Linked DNA regions of Homo sapiens: region 2 is linked to region 1. The links are chromatin loops, found by intact Hi-C in ENCODE. Cell type or tissue: dorsolateral prefrontal cortex. All regions are shown on one strand.

Region 1 (8,000 bases):
GAGGTGACAATGATCAGAACAAAAGCAGAAAACAGAAGAGTAAATGTAGTGAGTGCTTTTCTATGTTAGATATACACACACTAGCACTTTCTCAGTATTGCATGAAACCACGACTGTTGCAGTAAGCTAGAGCTTTCCTCTCAGGGGACTCATTACATTGGAACAATCAGACACCAACATGAGAGCTGGTTTCCTTATTTTCTGCAGTAAGCATAAAGCACTGCAATGATATTATCACATCACCAAGCATCAAGATGTGGTCAGCTCTTCCTTTTCTTTTTCTTGGCCTTTATAGCAGCATCCACTGAGCTAGACCCAGTATCTACGCAACATGAATAGAGCAAAGATTACAAATTCAGTAGATAAGGACATCATAAAGTCAGAAGAGAAAAAAAGCGGTTTATGTATAAATTATACATGTTATATGTAAGTTGTCATTTATGTTTATTATGAGGCTCAGTTCCTAATGGGGAAAAAAAAAAGAGAAGCTGTTTTTATTTGGTAAGTCACTGTGTGGAGGGACTCAGAGAGTTAGCAATCCAGATGGGCTTCCTGGAGGCATTGGGGTTTGGGCCTTGAAGGTGAGGCAGGATTCTCTAGGACAGGAGCAGTGGGAAGGGCGAAGGAAGAGGGGGTCACACCCTGGACAGAATGAGGTGACATGTGGGGCAGTGAGACCTGGCCGAAGTTCTCAGCAAGGGGAGTGTCTGGAGAGAGAAGCGGTGATCAGATGGTGGCCTGTCCTGAGTGTCAGGCTGCAGACGAGCCATCTGGCTTCTAAGGGTGTATCTAGGAGCACCCCCAAAGGTGATTTTATGAGAATCTGAAATCTTGTGTGTAGTACCAAAGCCAGAGAGCCTTGCTCCCTGAGAGAGAACACTGGATACACTTCCCTCCAGCCAAAGCACTGTTTCTGCTGGAGCCCAGTACACCTCGGGTGCCGGTCACTCGAGGCTGTGTGCACTGCTTTCACCACCTGGGATGCCCCCTGTGCCTTTCAGCTTACCCCAAACCCAATCATCTTGTAAAATTTGGTTCAATTCGTCGTCTCTCCACTCTCCAAGCCTCCACTTTTCATCTGTAAAATGAGAGGAATGACCTCCCTGTTCTCTGTGGGAAAGGACTGTTCCCCACAGGAGGGAAAATGGCCTGTGCACTGGAAAGCACTATCTTCAGGGAGGAGCAGCACTGAGGAAAGAGCCAGAAAGGCCCAGACAGTCCCCTTTTCAGAGCAGCCTGGGAGAGTGGAATGAGCCCTCGGAGCTGCACTGTCATCATCTGGCACAGGGGGCACTGAGGCCTATGCCCAAGAGCCGTCGGGAAGTCGAGTGCAGCACAATGGACGGACGGACTCAGCTTCCTTCCATGCCAGAGGCAGCAGCCTCTCTGTTGCTATCATTATCTTTTTTCTCTTCCCTTCCTTTACTTTGAGAACAGAGCCGAGCCCTGTCTCCATTTCCCCTAGCCCAGATGGTGATCTCATTGTTTTATAGATTACAGAGCTGGTCCTTGGAGAGCAACAGCTCCCAATTTTTCCCCAACTGTGGGTGCTGACACATGATTCACTAGGATGTTGGGTAATTACAACATGTTACTGAGTCTCTGTCTTCTCCCCACCCCCCATCCCAGGTGGATGTGCTGGCCTCTATGGCAACCATCAAACAGCAAGCTCATAAAGCCGGCCCATCTTCCAGGGAGCAGGGCAGCTCCAGGGGCCATATTGCAAATGTTTGACCCCAGGTACCTCCAGGTCACGGGGATTTATTAGTTGGAATCTGCAGTTCAGCAGATGACATTTTAAAAGGCGTTTTATTGCTCGTGACCTGTGTGCATTGCAGGGTAATTCTGAGGCTTTGTGTCTGCAGCAACTGTCCAACCTGAAACGCCCCCACCGTGTTGCAGGCCTGCTTGATCTGCACAGGAAATCCAGGTGAGGCCACCCTCCCCCAGTCCTCAGTGCCAGTGTCCAAAATGTCAGACTCCCCTCCACCCCAAGCTGGGTCTTTATGCCCAGCCCAGGGACAGGGCTTTCTTGCAGAAAACGTGGCCAGAAGGAGATTCTCATCAAATCTTCCCAAAGGCCAGATGTGAGGGGACTTAACCAAAGTCAGGCAGCTCATATATGATAAAACTCACAGGGGAACCCAGGGATGGCCTTATCATCATTTCTCTTCTCCAGCTACAGCTGCAAAATCTTTCCATTTTCCTCTTTGCTTTAAAAGCAATGATCTAGAGGGCATGGCTTGAAGGGTAAGTCCTGGCTTAGCATTAGCAGTGACCCTAGTGCAGAAAGTGGCCTGGAGGCCAGGCTATTAGGGAAGATGCAGAGGGAACCTGTCTCTGTATGGGGGACAGACTGACTGGGTGATCTGTGGCCTCTCAAAGCAGCAGGGCACATTGTACACAGCAGCACAGCCTGTCTGCTGGCTAAGCAGCAGCTCCCTCTGCCCATTCCCCTGGTTAATTTCTGGCAGTCCTTGGAAAATGAGCATGGGAGCCTCTTCCTCTCAACCACACAGTCAGACTCAGAGGCTATCCTTCAGGCCCTTGAGTTTCCCTGGATCATGGCATCATCCCCTGTTATTACAATTATCTACACCATCTTCTGATCCTGCCCCTGACTATGATCATCTGCAGGCAGAGTTCGGGAATGATTCACTCTTTGCTACCCAAGACCTCCTCTATGTGTGGCTCATTCCCTGGTGGGACTTATAGCAAATGTTCATTCTATGGTGGTTGTATTGAGTTGAGCTCCAAATACGCCACCCTCAGGGGACGATGTCTCTTCCCTGGTGTATTCCTCTAGCAAGTAATAGAAGTGTTGAAGAAGATGCTTCCAACCCAAAGACATGCACTAAGGCATGTGATCCGAATCCTACAAGGCTTGGCCCATTCTTGTTTTCAGATTAAGATGATAAAAATCACACACACAGACACACACACATATACACACACACACTGCTGTTTTGTCAAGCAGCCTCCTTGGGAGCAGACATGTGAACTCCTTCATTGGCTTCTCATTCAAGATCAATGAAACACACAGTTTAGCCCAAAGAGGTAAAGATCTTCTCTCAAGGCTGCCAGCCGTTCCTTTTTCCCTGAGCCAACTCAATCTTGGCTCAGTTCAACAGACTCTTATTGAGTGTCTACTCTGAGCCAGCAACTGATTGAGACACCCAGATGACAAAATAAAGAAGGTAAAATGCCTACTTTCAGAAGTCCGTCTGTCTACCAGAACCAAAGAATAAGAAATCAGATCATTAGGGTGTAAAAGAATGTTTGCTTATGGAAAGGGGCCCACCAGTATACAAAAGCACCGAGGTGGGGCTGTGAGCTTGGGTGATCGTGGAGTCATCTTCCACTGGAGGTGATGCCTGGACTGTATATCGGAATAAATAGAAGTGGTTTTGTGAAGGAGAGCTCAGAAGGGCATCAATAGGCAGTGTGGTGGTATGCAGGTGTGTACAGGGAACTTCTTACTGTTCCATGTTGCTGGAGTAAAGAGTTTAAATTAGGGAGAGGAAGATTTAGAAAAACAGGCAAAAACTGCATCACAGAGTCTTGTATGCCAACCTAAGAAGATTCACCTCTGTGCTATAGGCAATAGGGAGTCATTACAGGACTTCGAATATGGCAGCGAAGACTTAAGTGCCACCTGTAATCCCAGCACTTTGGGAGGCCGAGGTGGGCAGATTACATGAGCCCAGGAGTTTGACATCAGCCTGGACATCACAGTGAAACTTCATTTCTACAAAAAATACAAAAAGTAGGCAGGCATAGTGGTGCACCTGTAGTCCTAGCTACTAGGAAGGCTGAGGTGGAAGGATAACCTGAGACTGCAGTGAGTCGTGATTGCACCACTGCACTTCAGCTTAGGTCACAGAGTAAGACCCTGTCTCAAAAATAAATAAATAAATAAATAAAAAATAAAAAACTTACCTTCTCTGAAAGATCCCTTTGGTGGTCATGGAAAGGGTAGATTGCAGTCAGAGTTGGTGGAGGAAGGGGCATCATTTATGGGACAGTTGTAACATACCAGAGGGAAGATAGTGAGGTCTGAATTGAGCAATGGAGATGGAGTGGAGAGAAACAGAAGGCTCTTGGGCTATCCAGGGGATTTAGGACAATCAGGCTTAGGCATGCAGTTAAGCGTGCAGAACCTGGTCTTCCTCCCCAATAAAGCTTCCTCCCTGATAAAGCTCCCTGATAAAGGACAGGCTCCTGGACTGTGGAGCATTCAAGGCCTGTAGGTGGGCACACATGATTTGCACAAGCCAGTTGGAAATATGCCAGGTGGAGCCCTGTCCCTTGGACTGACTGGGCAGAACTCAGGGCATCAAGAATGAAGGGAAAGCAGCCAACATCTTGGGAGAAGAACTGCAGGATCATAAAGACCACATGTGCTGGCCTGTCAGTTACTGACTCTGTAACTCTCCGGCTCTCTAAAGGGGCACTGTGGTTATGGGCACGGCAGGGTTCATTTAATTGGTAGCCTTTGAAATGTTTTTGCTCCCCAATCTTCATAAAAAGGAAATGAGGGCTGTGGTGTGTGGACGAGGTGTTGAGCTGCTCTGGCTACAAGGAAAGAGATCAGGCCTTTGATAAGCCGGGGAAATAATCAGTAGCACATGTCCCCGACACACTGCCTGATTCACACAGGACCCCAGGAATGCTAAGGGAAGTGGTGAGGAGAGGCGAGGGATGGAAGACGTTGTCATGGGGAAGACCTAAGCGAGGGATGGCTAACTGGATGGTTTGCCAGTTTCAGTGATGATCCCAAAGCCTGGTTCAAGGCAATGAGATAGGAGAGCATTTGCCCTTGAAATTGGGATGAGGCCAACATATAGGTCCTGCCCTTACTACTGGCCAGCTTTGGGGCACTGAAAGACCCGGTCTTTTCTCCTGGCCTGTTCACTCATCTGCTTAGATGGGGATCCTCATGCCTACTTCACAGGCTTTCAATGACAATCCAGTGAGGGGCAGCAGAGGATAGTGGTTAGGAAGCATAAGCCCAGGGCAAGGCGGTCAGACTGCCTCAGCTCAAATCCCAGTTCCATCACTTACAGGTGGTGTTACCTTGGACAAGTCACCTTACCTGCCTAAATCTCTGTCTATCCTTCCAAAAACTGGGGCTACAATAGTGCTCATATCATAGGCTGAATCTTAAGATTAAAGTAGACACCACATGTGTATGGTCGTACCTACACAGTGCTCCCTCACGGGGAGCATGCTTGTGAAATGAAAGGGCTGAGCACTGGATCCAAACAGGGAGGAGGCCTATTGTGCCCTGGGCCTGGACAGAACAGGAGGACAGGAGTTTACCTCCAATTCAGTATCAAATATATTCTAGGCATAATCCATTTTTGTCATCATTTAACTCCAGCTCCAACACTGTTATATTCATTTTACAAACAAGACTAGAGGCATGAAGAAATTAAGTGACTTGCCCAGGGTCACAGTCACAAGGATTTGAACTCAGAGCCCATGCTCTTGCCCATCAGGTGGCATGCTTCATCATGGCATCGTGTGGGCTGCTGGCTCCTGTATTGGGGAGCTGACACTGAATTGTCCTTCCATTGGCCTGGCATTTACTGGGAGGCGGTGGTATGCCCAGCATGTGCCAGGGACTTCACATATCTTGTTGCATCTTCATAGCCACGTGAGCTGACTACGGTTGTCCCCATCGTACAGACCAGGTAAGAGGTCTGTGAGGCAGCTCCCAGCTGCCTCGGGACAGCAGTTTGGACCTGAGCCTGTCCAGCCTTCCTTCCTCACCCCCGCCATGTTCCTGCCACTGCAACAGAGTGCAGCGGAAGGATGACAGCCACGAGCAGGCTTGCTTGCATTTTCCCTCAAGGTCCTTCCACAAATCTTTTCTTTTCTGTACAAAGCAGATATTGTCATTCCTGTTATACGCGAAGAAACTGAGAATGAAGTGTATGAAGCCACTTCCCAAGGTCCCAAAGCAAGCCTGCAGCACCTTTCTGAACATGCGGGGAGTAGCATTTAACCCACAGCTTGTCCCTAAACGGAAGGCATTTTTTGTGTCCCATCCCAGACAACCAGCTCTCGTTGAGGATTTGGGAAGGTGCCTCAAGAGGGGCAGGCCACGCGCCCCTGGCCACTAGGAGCTGCACGCGCAGCCCATACCTATGGGCTGGCAGCATTGGATGCAGCTTTAATTAGATCACCATGGTAACGAGCTAGGGAGAACAATAGACAGTTGTGTACTTGCGAGAATCCTCAGCCTCAGACAAGGCCCTGCTAAACTGTAATTACGCTGGAGTGGAAGCGGATCTTCATTTCTGGGAGAGAAATAAACTGCCATCCTGGTCTTCTTGTCTTCCCATGTTATTCCAACATCAGGGTACAGGATTCCAAGTGTGTTTATTTTGTCTTATTTTATTAATTAATTAATTAATTTATTTATTTATTGAGACAGAGTTTCACTCTTGTTGCCCAGGCTGGAGTGCAATGGTGCTATCTCAGCTCACTGCAGCCTCCACCTCCGGGTTCAATCGATTCTCCTGCCTCAGCCTCCCAAGTAGCTGGGATTACAGGCGCACCACCATGCCCGGCAAATTTTTTTTTTTTTTTGATATTTTTAGTAGAGACAGGGTTTCACCATGTTGGCCAGGCTGGTCTTGAACTCCTGATCTCAAGTGATCCACCCGCCTCAGCCTCCCAAATTCCTGGGATTACAGGCATGAGCCACCGTGCCCGTCCCCAAGTTGGTTTATTGTTTGAATTTATATTTTAGAAGTGGTCAAGCCCCATATAAAGATGATTATCTTTTCATCCTGGGTTCTGAGTGGTGTATTCCCAGAGGGGAGATGAGGACAAGGTAAAGAAGGCCATAATAATCACACAGGTAGCATTTATTGAGTATTAGATGTACCAGGTGTTCCCTACGACTTCCCCTACTGTCACTATAAGCGTCTGTGGCGGGTGTCCTGAGCCCCACTTTACAAGGCAGGAAGTCGGCTGTCATGCCTTGTGCCCTCAACACTGAGGAGCCGCGAAGGTTTGACCCCATGGCCCAAAGGCATTGGCCTGAGCTCACATCGCTGTTCAGGGACAAAAGGAGATGAACCAGTTCAGCTGCACTTCTGAGACATCGGGGTTCTTAGTCCTCCTTTTGATGACATGTGAGGGATGCCCTTTAATCCAGTTAGTTTTGCTAGTCTGATAAGATGCAGTTCACCCTGGCCATCGGAGTCAGCGAGACCCATAAATAACAGAAAGATCATTTAAAAATAAATTACTGACTGAAAGCAGGGAAAATGCATCCATGGATTGTTGCTCTCCAGGCCTGCCATAAATCTGTTGTCTTTTTGGCTCAGCAGTGGCCAGGGTCACAGACCATAAAGGGCTTCCACAGAAAAATGTGAAAAATCCTAGCAAGATGGGACACGCTGGAGACATAGGAAAGGCATCTGGTTTTCTGCCTTGGCCTGGGTTGGAGGATGGAGCCCGTGGGCTGGGCCGGCAGCACAGGGTGGGCACGCATGCGAGAGCCAGCTGTGGCCCTGCCCTCAGGGATTCCAGGGGCGCCCTGTAAAGACCCCAGTCCCTGTAACATGTTCTGGTGCCTGACCCACTTTTTCAGAAAGGAATGGCATTTCCAGTCTCACTGCAGCATGAAGCTAACATTTCCCTTTGGAAATTGGACACAGTGACCCCAATTCGTGTGACTGAGAGTGAGTCTGATTTTACATTTTATTTTTCCAGAGAACTCCGTTGTTTCCGAAGAGAGGGGAGATGGAAAGAGGTGTCAGAGGGCACTGGTCAGGGGCGAGGAGCGCTGGAAGGTGGGGATGGCAGAAGGCAAACATGGGGCGCTCCTAAAGGCAGCCCTGGCTGTGATGTGAGAGAGTAGGGTGGCGTGGTGGCCTCGGGGAGCCTTTGCACAGGTAACGAAGTGGGTGTCAATGCCTGTTGCCTCATTGGGTTGTGTCAATGATCAAGTGAAATGGTGCCTCCAGCCTGCTGCTCAGAAA
Region 2 (8,000 bases), 100 kb after region 1:
GGCAATGCTTAAAGCAACATGACTGAGGCTAACTGCATGACCATCGCCCAACTTTAACATGAGCAACAAATGAACCTGCTTTGTGCTTAGCCAGCAGGATTTCAGGGTTTATTCATTCCTGCAGCAGAGCTAGTCCTGTCTGATTAGCCCCAGCTATTGTTCTGAGGTTCCTGGACACATAGATGACTAAGACTGGCTTCTGCCCTCAATGGGCTCACAGTCTGACAGAAGAGACAGTCACATGACTTAGTAGTCCAGAGGCTGCCATTGCCAGAGGCCAGGACCGTACCGGCACAGAGTAGGGTCCTTACCTGACTTGGAGGGCCCAGGGGTGCTTCCTGGAAAGAGGCAGCATGTGGAATGCCTTGGGGAATGGTGCAGGTCTTGGCCAGCAGAGCAGAACTGGGGAAGATTTTGGGCAGGGGAACAGCACAGAAAAGGCAGGAAGGGGAGATGCACCAGTGTCATGGAAGATGCTGTTCACTGCTCAGTGTTGGTCCTCCCTAGAGCAGGGTTAAATCCAGTCTCAACTGCCCACAGGCTTTATCGAGAGAAGAAACAGCTACCCTCCCTACCATGATCAGAGCAGGCTTTTGTGGGGAGCTAGAGTTTAGATTACAAGGAGGACGTCGATCATAGGAAAGATGTGCATCACAGGTTGGATGTGGATCACAAGGAGGATGTGGATCATGGGGAGCATGTGAATCATGGGGTAAATGTGGGTCACAGGGAGGATGTAGATCACGGGGAGGATGTGGATCATGGGGAAGATGTGGATCATAGGGAAGATGTGGATCATGGGGTGGATGTGGATCACAGGGAGGATATGGATCATGGGGAGAATGTGGATCATCGGATTGATGTGGACCATGGGATGGACATGGGGAATAGGGTGGATGTGGATCACGGGGTGGACTTGGATCACAGGGAGGATGTGGATCATAGGGAGGATGTGGATCATGGGGAAGATGTAAATCATTGGGTGGATGTGGATCACGAGGTGGATATGGATCACGGGGAGAATGTGGATCATGGGGAGGATGTGGATCTTGGGGTGGACATGGATCACGGGGTGGATGTGGATCACGGATTGGACATGGGGCACAGGGAGGAGGTGGAGCATGGAGAGGATGTGGATCATGGAATAGATGTGGATCACTGGTGATTGTGGATCATGGGGAGGATGTGGATCATGGGGAGGATGTTGAGCAAAACATGGATGTAGGTCACAGGGACAACATGGACCACAGGATGGGCAAGGATCATGGAGAGGAGATGGATCACAGGGAGGATGTGGATCATGGGGCTGTGAGGACCACAGGGTGCGTGAGGGTCTCAGGGTAGGCATGGATTTTGGGAAGAATGTGCAGCACAGGGAGGAAGTGGGTCTCAGCAAGGGCCTGAGAGCCCCTCCTGGTGACGGACAATGGGCCCTGAGGGCCTCTGCTGGTGGTGAACTATGAGGTGGCTCCAGGAAACTGACTTTTGCTAACATGGGTTTCAGGACCTCGTTCAGGAAGTCTAATGATAAAACAAATCATTCGATGCACCTAAGGATCAGAGACTACGGCTTTTCATCCTAACCCCAGCCTTGTGCTCTTTTTTCTTCTTTACCTAGGAAAGCCGGTGCAGATTTACAAAAGAGCATGAGGCTGGAAGAAAGCCAGACCTGGATGAAGCTCCCAGCTGTGGCCGGCGTGAGCTCTTTAGCTTCTGAAGTCACTTAGCATCTTGTTTGGAGCCTTCAAGTCCTCTCTGTGAAATGGGGCCGATAAACTCTACCTTAAAAGTTTGTTGGCCAGACACAGTGGCTCACACCTGTAATCCCAGCACTTTGGGAGGCTGAGACAGGAAGATTGTTTCATCCCAGGAGTTTGAAACCAGCTTGGGCAACATAGTGAGACTCCATCTCTTCAAAAAATAAAAAAATTAGCTGGCCGGGCGCGGTGGCTCACACCTGTAATCCCAGCACTTTGGGAGGCCAAGGCCGGTGGATCACGAGGTCAGGAGAATGAGACCAGCCTGGCTAACACGGTGAAACCCCGTTTCTACTAAGAATACAAAAAAAATTAGCCGGGCGTGGTGGCAGGCACCTGTAGTCCCAGCTACTCAGGAGGCTGAGGCAGGAGAACGGCATGAACCCAGGAGGCGAAGCTTGCAGTGAGCCGAGATCGCACCACTGCACTCCAGCCTGGGCGACACAGCGAGACTCCGTCTCAAAAAAAACAAAAAAGAAAAAAAAAATTAGCTGAGTATGGTGGCACAAACCTGTAGTCCCACCTACTCAGGAGGCTGAGGTGGGAGGATAACTTGAGCCTGGGAGATCAAGGCTGCAGGGAGCTGTGATGGCACCACTGCACTCCATTCTGGGTGACAGGGCAAGACCTCGTCTCAAAAAAAAAATAAAAATGGAAAAAGAAGAAAGTCTGCTGCAAGCCACCCTGCATCCTGTCAGGCAGTGACAGGCTTAGCACAGTACCTGGCAGGCGGGATCCTCAACATTTGTTGGTCACTATTATTACTGTCATCTTTGTTATTATTTATTTTATTTTATTTTTATTTTTGAGACAGAGTCTTGCTCTGTCACCCAGGCTGGAGCACAGTGTTGCAATCTCAGCTCACTGCAACCTCCACCTCCTGGGTTCAAGCAATTCTCCTGCCTCAGCCTCCCAAGTAGCTGGGACTACAGGTGCCAGTCACCACGCCTGGCTAATTTTTTTTTTTTTTTTTTTTTTTTGTATTTTTAGTAGAGACAGGGTTTCAGTATGTGTGCCAGGCTGGTCTTGAACTCCTGACCTCACGATCTGCCCGCCCCGGCCTCCCAAAGTGCTGGGATTACAGGCATGAACCACCACACCCAGCCATCTTTGTTATTATTGAGCACCTAACTCACAGGGCTGATACGAAATACCCATAAGAGAAAAGGGCTTATCTGGAAAGTGTTATCTAAAGATGCAGTCTTAGCCCATAGATGCCCCCACCAGCAGGCCAGTTGGCACCTGGGTACTGGGCAAGCCCCACAGACCCATGGCCCTCCTGGGCGGTGGTTGAGTTACAGAAGACAGGCAGCAAAGACACTGCGGCCTAGGGGCATGACTCCCGGTGAAAGCACAAGTGATGCTTGTCGGGACATTAACAAGCTGCTGCTTGTTCTGTGTAGCGGGCATTGAGCCTCTGGACAGGGAAGAGAAGGCAGTGCCCATGACTTGCCATGCCCTGAACTTAGATGATCTCGTTTACTCCTCACAACAAACCTGTGAGAAAGTGTCAGTATCCCCATCTTACCAATGGGGAAGCTTAGGCCCAGAGAGGGCAAGCAATTTGCTCACAATCACACAGCTGGTATGGATTTAAACTCCCACCTTAGCCTTAGCGTGCCTCCAGGACCCCTGCAATTCCCTCTTACCCTGAACATGGTCCTGGGGGACCCCATCTTAGCATGTGCAAAACCGAACAGGGTGAGAGCCCTGCCACACTTGACCTTGCATTTAGTAATAACAATGAGGGGGGAGGGAGAAGGGGGGAGGGGGAGGAACAGAAGGAGGAGGGAGAACATTACCAACATTTAGCACTCACCGGTCCTGGTACTTGCTCAGGACTTTAATTGAGCAAGTAAAGGACCCATCCCCGCACCACCACCACCCCAAGAGGATCTTGGGTCTGAGGAGCTGACCGATCCCCTCATTCAATCCTCACAGCCCTACCGAGAAGCACTCTCATTATCCCTCCCGTACAGGTGAGGAAACAGAGGCTCAGAGACGTTAAGTAACTTTCCCCAGATTTAGCATCTAGCTGAGGAGCAAAGCTGGATTTGAGCCAATGTCTGCCTGACACTACAGAGCTCCAGCTTTTATCCACTCCTACCTCTGAACTGCCTAAGGAAAAGGCCAAATGCACCAGTATACTCTAGAGAGAAAACTTGATGGGGGCAAATCAGGGAAGACTAGTAAATGTATGGCAGGAGGACAGCCTGAAGAGGGCGCAGGGCTCCCCGAGGTTCCCTGCTGGCTGGGCTGCTGGTGAATAGATGGAGAAAGCTGTGGGCCAATATGGCCTAGACGAATCCAGGGACTCTGGAGAAAGCCCTAGGCCACTTCAGATCCTTTATATACCCACTGAGTTCCTCACACAAGCACCATGAATTACAACTCTGTGAAGTGCAAGTTGTGACTATTCCATGTTAAAGATGAGGACCAGAATTACTTAAATGACTTACTCAAGGTCAGGCAGAGATAGTTGCTCTCTCTCCTCTGTTCCCAAAGCTCCTTGTGTACATTTCTATCATTCTTTTCTTTTCTTTTCTTTTTTCTTTCTTTTTTTTTTTTGAATCAGAATCTCAGCTCTGTCACCCAGGCTGGAGTGCAGTGGCACCCTCACTGCAGCCTCGAACTCCTGCCTCAGACTCCCAAGTAGCTGGGACTACAGGCATGTGCCACCATGCTTGGCTGATTTTTTAAATTTTTTTTGTAGAGATGGGCGTCTGGTTTTGTTGCCCAGGATGGTCTCAAACTGCTAGCCTCAAGCCATCCTCCCACCTCAGCCTCCCAAGTCACTGAGATTACGGGCATGAGTCACTGCACCTGCCTGGTTTCATACTTTTTTTTTCTTTTTTTTTGACATGGAGTTTTGCTCTTGTTGCCCAGGCTGGAGTGCAATGGGGCGATCTCGGCTCACTGCAACCTCTGCCTCCCAGGTTCAAGCAATTCTCCTGTCTCAGCCTCCCGAGTAGCTGGGATTACAGGCACATGCCTCCAAGCCTGGCTAATTTTTGTATTTTTAGCAGAGACGGGGTTTCATCATATTGGTTGGTCTCGAACTCCTGACCTCAGGTGATCTGCCTGCTTCGGCCTCCCAAAGTGCTGGGACTACAGGCATGAACCACCGCCTGGCCCTGGTTTCATACTTCGTTGTCTGTTTTCTCTAGAAGACTGTGAGCCCCTCAAGAAGGAGGCCAGTATCTTTGTCATCGCTGAGTTCTCACCTCTGAACACAACGCTAGAAACATAGTAGATAAGTAAATGAAGGAATGGAGTGAAAATTGAACTCTGATCCTCCCTCTTCTGTCCTCCCTCCCTCCCCTTGACCAAGGTATCAAACATGCAGGTTTCACTCCCAGAAGAATTACTGCTTTCGTGGTACAGGCACCACTGTTAATAAAAGGTATCTAGTGTTCAGGAGAGTTCTGCCTTCTCGTTTTACATGTGGGGCAACGGGGACTTGGAGAGAGGAAAGGAGTTGCTCAAAAGCTAGTGGTCCAGCTGGATTATGGAGACATCTCTGACCCTGCCACACTACTTGTGTGACCCTGTATCAATGGCCTACCTTCTCTGTGTCTTGGTAGCTCCCCCTATAAAATGGGCTCGACCTTCCTCACTGCAGCAGTAGGGAAGTGTCATTGAGGTCCTTTTGGAGCAGAACCATGCCGATTTCCTGGAGTCAGCTAACTCTGGGCAGAGCCCACCCTTCTGGGTCCCAGGGACTCCATCTGTGTGTATTACCCTCATTTCTCTTTGGCACTGAGAAGCTGGGACTGTCTCAGGGCATGGAGGCCTCTGAGCTCCTTGGTAGAAGAAAGATGAAGCATGCCCAGCTCTCCTGGTGTATTTCTTTCCTTGAAATTCAAATAATGCTATTTCCCCCCCTCCTTTTCCTCCAAGGTGACTTGGTGATTGGACTGTGGATATGGATTTTCTATGATGTTTAAGATTTACCATAAAAATCTACATGAATTGGAGATACTATTATTAGACTAAAAGCAAAGAGGCTCATTTCTTTCTGTCAGAGGGAGCGAGATCAGAGGCTTTTCTGCTCTCTAGGTTAAAAGGTACACCTTCCCAGAAAGATGAGAGCCAGTGACGGTTCCAACAAACGTGTCCTATGAATTTACTAAAAAACAAATTATCCATCTTGAAGGAATGAAGGGATCATTTGAATGCACTCCTGCTTCTGAGGCTGGAGAAATTTTTCCTGCCTCGTGTCTGTGCACCGTCGTCTCTGATGGGGCAGCCTCTGTCTGTGAGATCAGAATTAATTAAACTGTGCTTAGTTCACGCTTTTCGTGCCGTTAGAGTCGGAGAGCTGTTTGAAATAGGATTCCTGCTGATGAATGGGTCTGTACAATTATCGGTGACAATATGGTGCATACCCTGAGTCCTGGGCTGAGCGTGGAGGCCCTTCCCGGCAGGGAGGTGAGCCAGGCTTTGGGACAGAAACCTGTGTTCTCCCCAAAGACGGCATGGTTATTTTCTAAAAGACAAGCCCTTTTATGATTTTTCTTTTAATAGCAGGAAAGATGGCTGCAGCTCTCTGTTGGTAGGAAAGACGGTGAGTGCGGTGTTCTGAGAGCCAGCCTTGTAGTCACACCGACCTGGGCTCAGATCCTGCCTTTCTAAGTATAGAGCTATGAGCTGCCTCACAGCATTTCTGAGCCTCAGTTTCCTTTTCTGTAAAATGATAATGGCACCCACGGTGCAGATTGGCCCTAGGACCAGTCATTATCGGGGAGGGGAGGCATCCAGCACCATGGCCGAGGATTAGAGGGTGCTCAGTCAGGTCTCCATTGCGTATTTTGACATCTCTAATTTGAAGTTGCCGAGGTTTGAGTGTGGCTGCCCCATGACATCAGACTGCAGAAGCAGTTCTGAAAACTCCCTTCCTGCTTAATGAATGAAGACAGATTCTAACAGCTGGGGCCAGACAAAGGAACATGTGTCAGGCTCCGGAAGCTAGTCTCCAAAAGCACCCAGGGAGCAGGGAGGAATCTGGGTGAAGGGCAGGGCGGAGTGGCCAGACTGCGTGGGCCTACGCCGCTGCTTCCGCTTCCCAGAATTCCTAGGCCTGCATCAGTTCTGCCCGATTCCGCCTTCTTCCAGAGCAGTTATGAGCCCAAACAGAAGAATCTACAAGCCTTCTTTTATAAGCAGAGAAAGAGACTCCTAGCTTCATGAACAGCTTTCTTCACATGACTCTCCATCACTGGAAGGGGTGATAGCACCGCTTCAGATATTCCACTCGGAGACGGTCAACTCTTGATCCTACAATCACACTTAGCAATACAGCAAGGATGTTCAAAATATCAATATGGAAGAGAATAATAGCTTTCTCAGAAACTATTGCTTGTGATATCCAAAAGACGATTAAAGATGTATAAAATGCCCACGCCTCTTCAACAGAGAAAATCGGAAATTCAAACCAGCAATATCAGAATACCCTGCCAGGTACTTAAGGCACACAAGAATTGTCCTCACTTACTAGCTGTATGTTTATGAAAAAAAAAATAACTTAGCTTCTCTGAGTTGTAGTTCTCACATCTCTAAAATGAGCCCTTGTGAGGATAAAATGCAAATAAATACAGTTATGTATCAGTTGACTATGGGGATACATTCTGAAATATGCATCCTTAGGCAATTTTATCATTGTGCAAATATCATGGAATATACTTACACAAACCTAGATGGTAAATATCATTGCTACACACCTAAACTATATGGCATAGCCATTGTTCCTAGGCCACAAACCTGTGCAACATGCAACTATATTGAATACTGTAGGCAATCATAACACAATGCTAAATATTGTGTGTATCTAAATGTGTCTAAATATAGAAAAGGTAAAGTTGAAATACGGTGTGATAATCTTATGGTACCACTGTCATATAGTCGGACCACTGTGGACCAAAACAACGCTATGTACTGCATGGCTGTATGTAAAATGACCAGCACTCTCTGCTGGATACAGCCTTCTTTAAATGTGCTCCTGGTGACGGAATTCACCTTTGCCATCAATGACAAACACTTGTAGCATTTATGAATTGGAGGTTTACAATTCTGTTATGTAAAGTCTAACCAAGCAAAAGAGATTTGTAGAGGCAGCAAGAGGGGCAGTAAAGAATGGTAGACATGGCGTCCACCTAACAACTCCACATGGACTCTTGGTCCAGTGAATTTTTGAAGAGGGGGATGCATCTTAAGCATCTATTTTTTGTGGAATCAATATAAGTG

What was found. A loop is a pair of places that touch in the nucleus more often than their neighbours do. Peaks named below come from ENCODE experiments on the same cell type or tissue, not always from the same donor. Only the 100,000 strongest peaks of a DNase experiment are listed, where the experiment ranks them.
Region 2: a loop joins it to region 1, with 3.0 times the contacts of the local background. A loop is called at or near these places in 1 of 110 quality-filtered maps.

What each region holds. Positions count from the first base shown.
Region 1 is chr2:16,319,096-16,327,095 of GRCh38, reverse strand. No RefSeq gene overlaps it. Among named protein-coding and RNA genes, the nearest start is that of GACAT3, 270 kb to the right of the region's middle. In dorsolateral prefrontal cortex, CTCF peaks have their summits at 4,948 and 6,130; a DNase peak (open chromatin) is centred at 4,976; H3K4me3 peaks cover 678 bases; H3K27ac peaks cover 1,452 bases.
Region 2 is chr2:16,214,830-16,222,829 of GRCh38, reverse strand. No RefSeq gene overlaps it. Among named protein-coding and RNA genes, the nearest start is that of GACAT3, 170 kb to the right of the region's middle. RefSeq lists an enhancer at 6,434-6,935. In dorsolateral prefrontal cortex, a CTCF peak has its summit at 3,969 (motif pointing right); no DNase peak of the experiment used is centred here; H3K4me3 peaks cover 829 bases; H3K27me3 peaks cover 501 bases.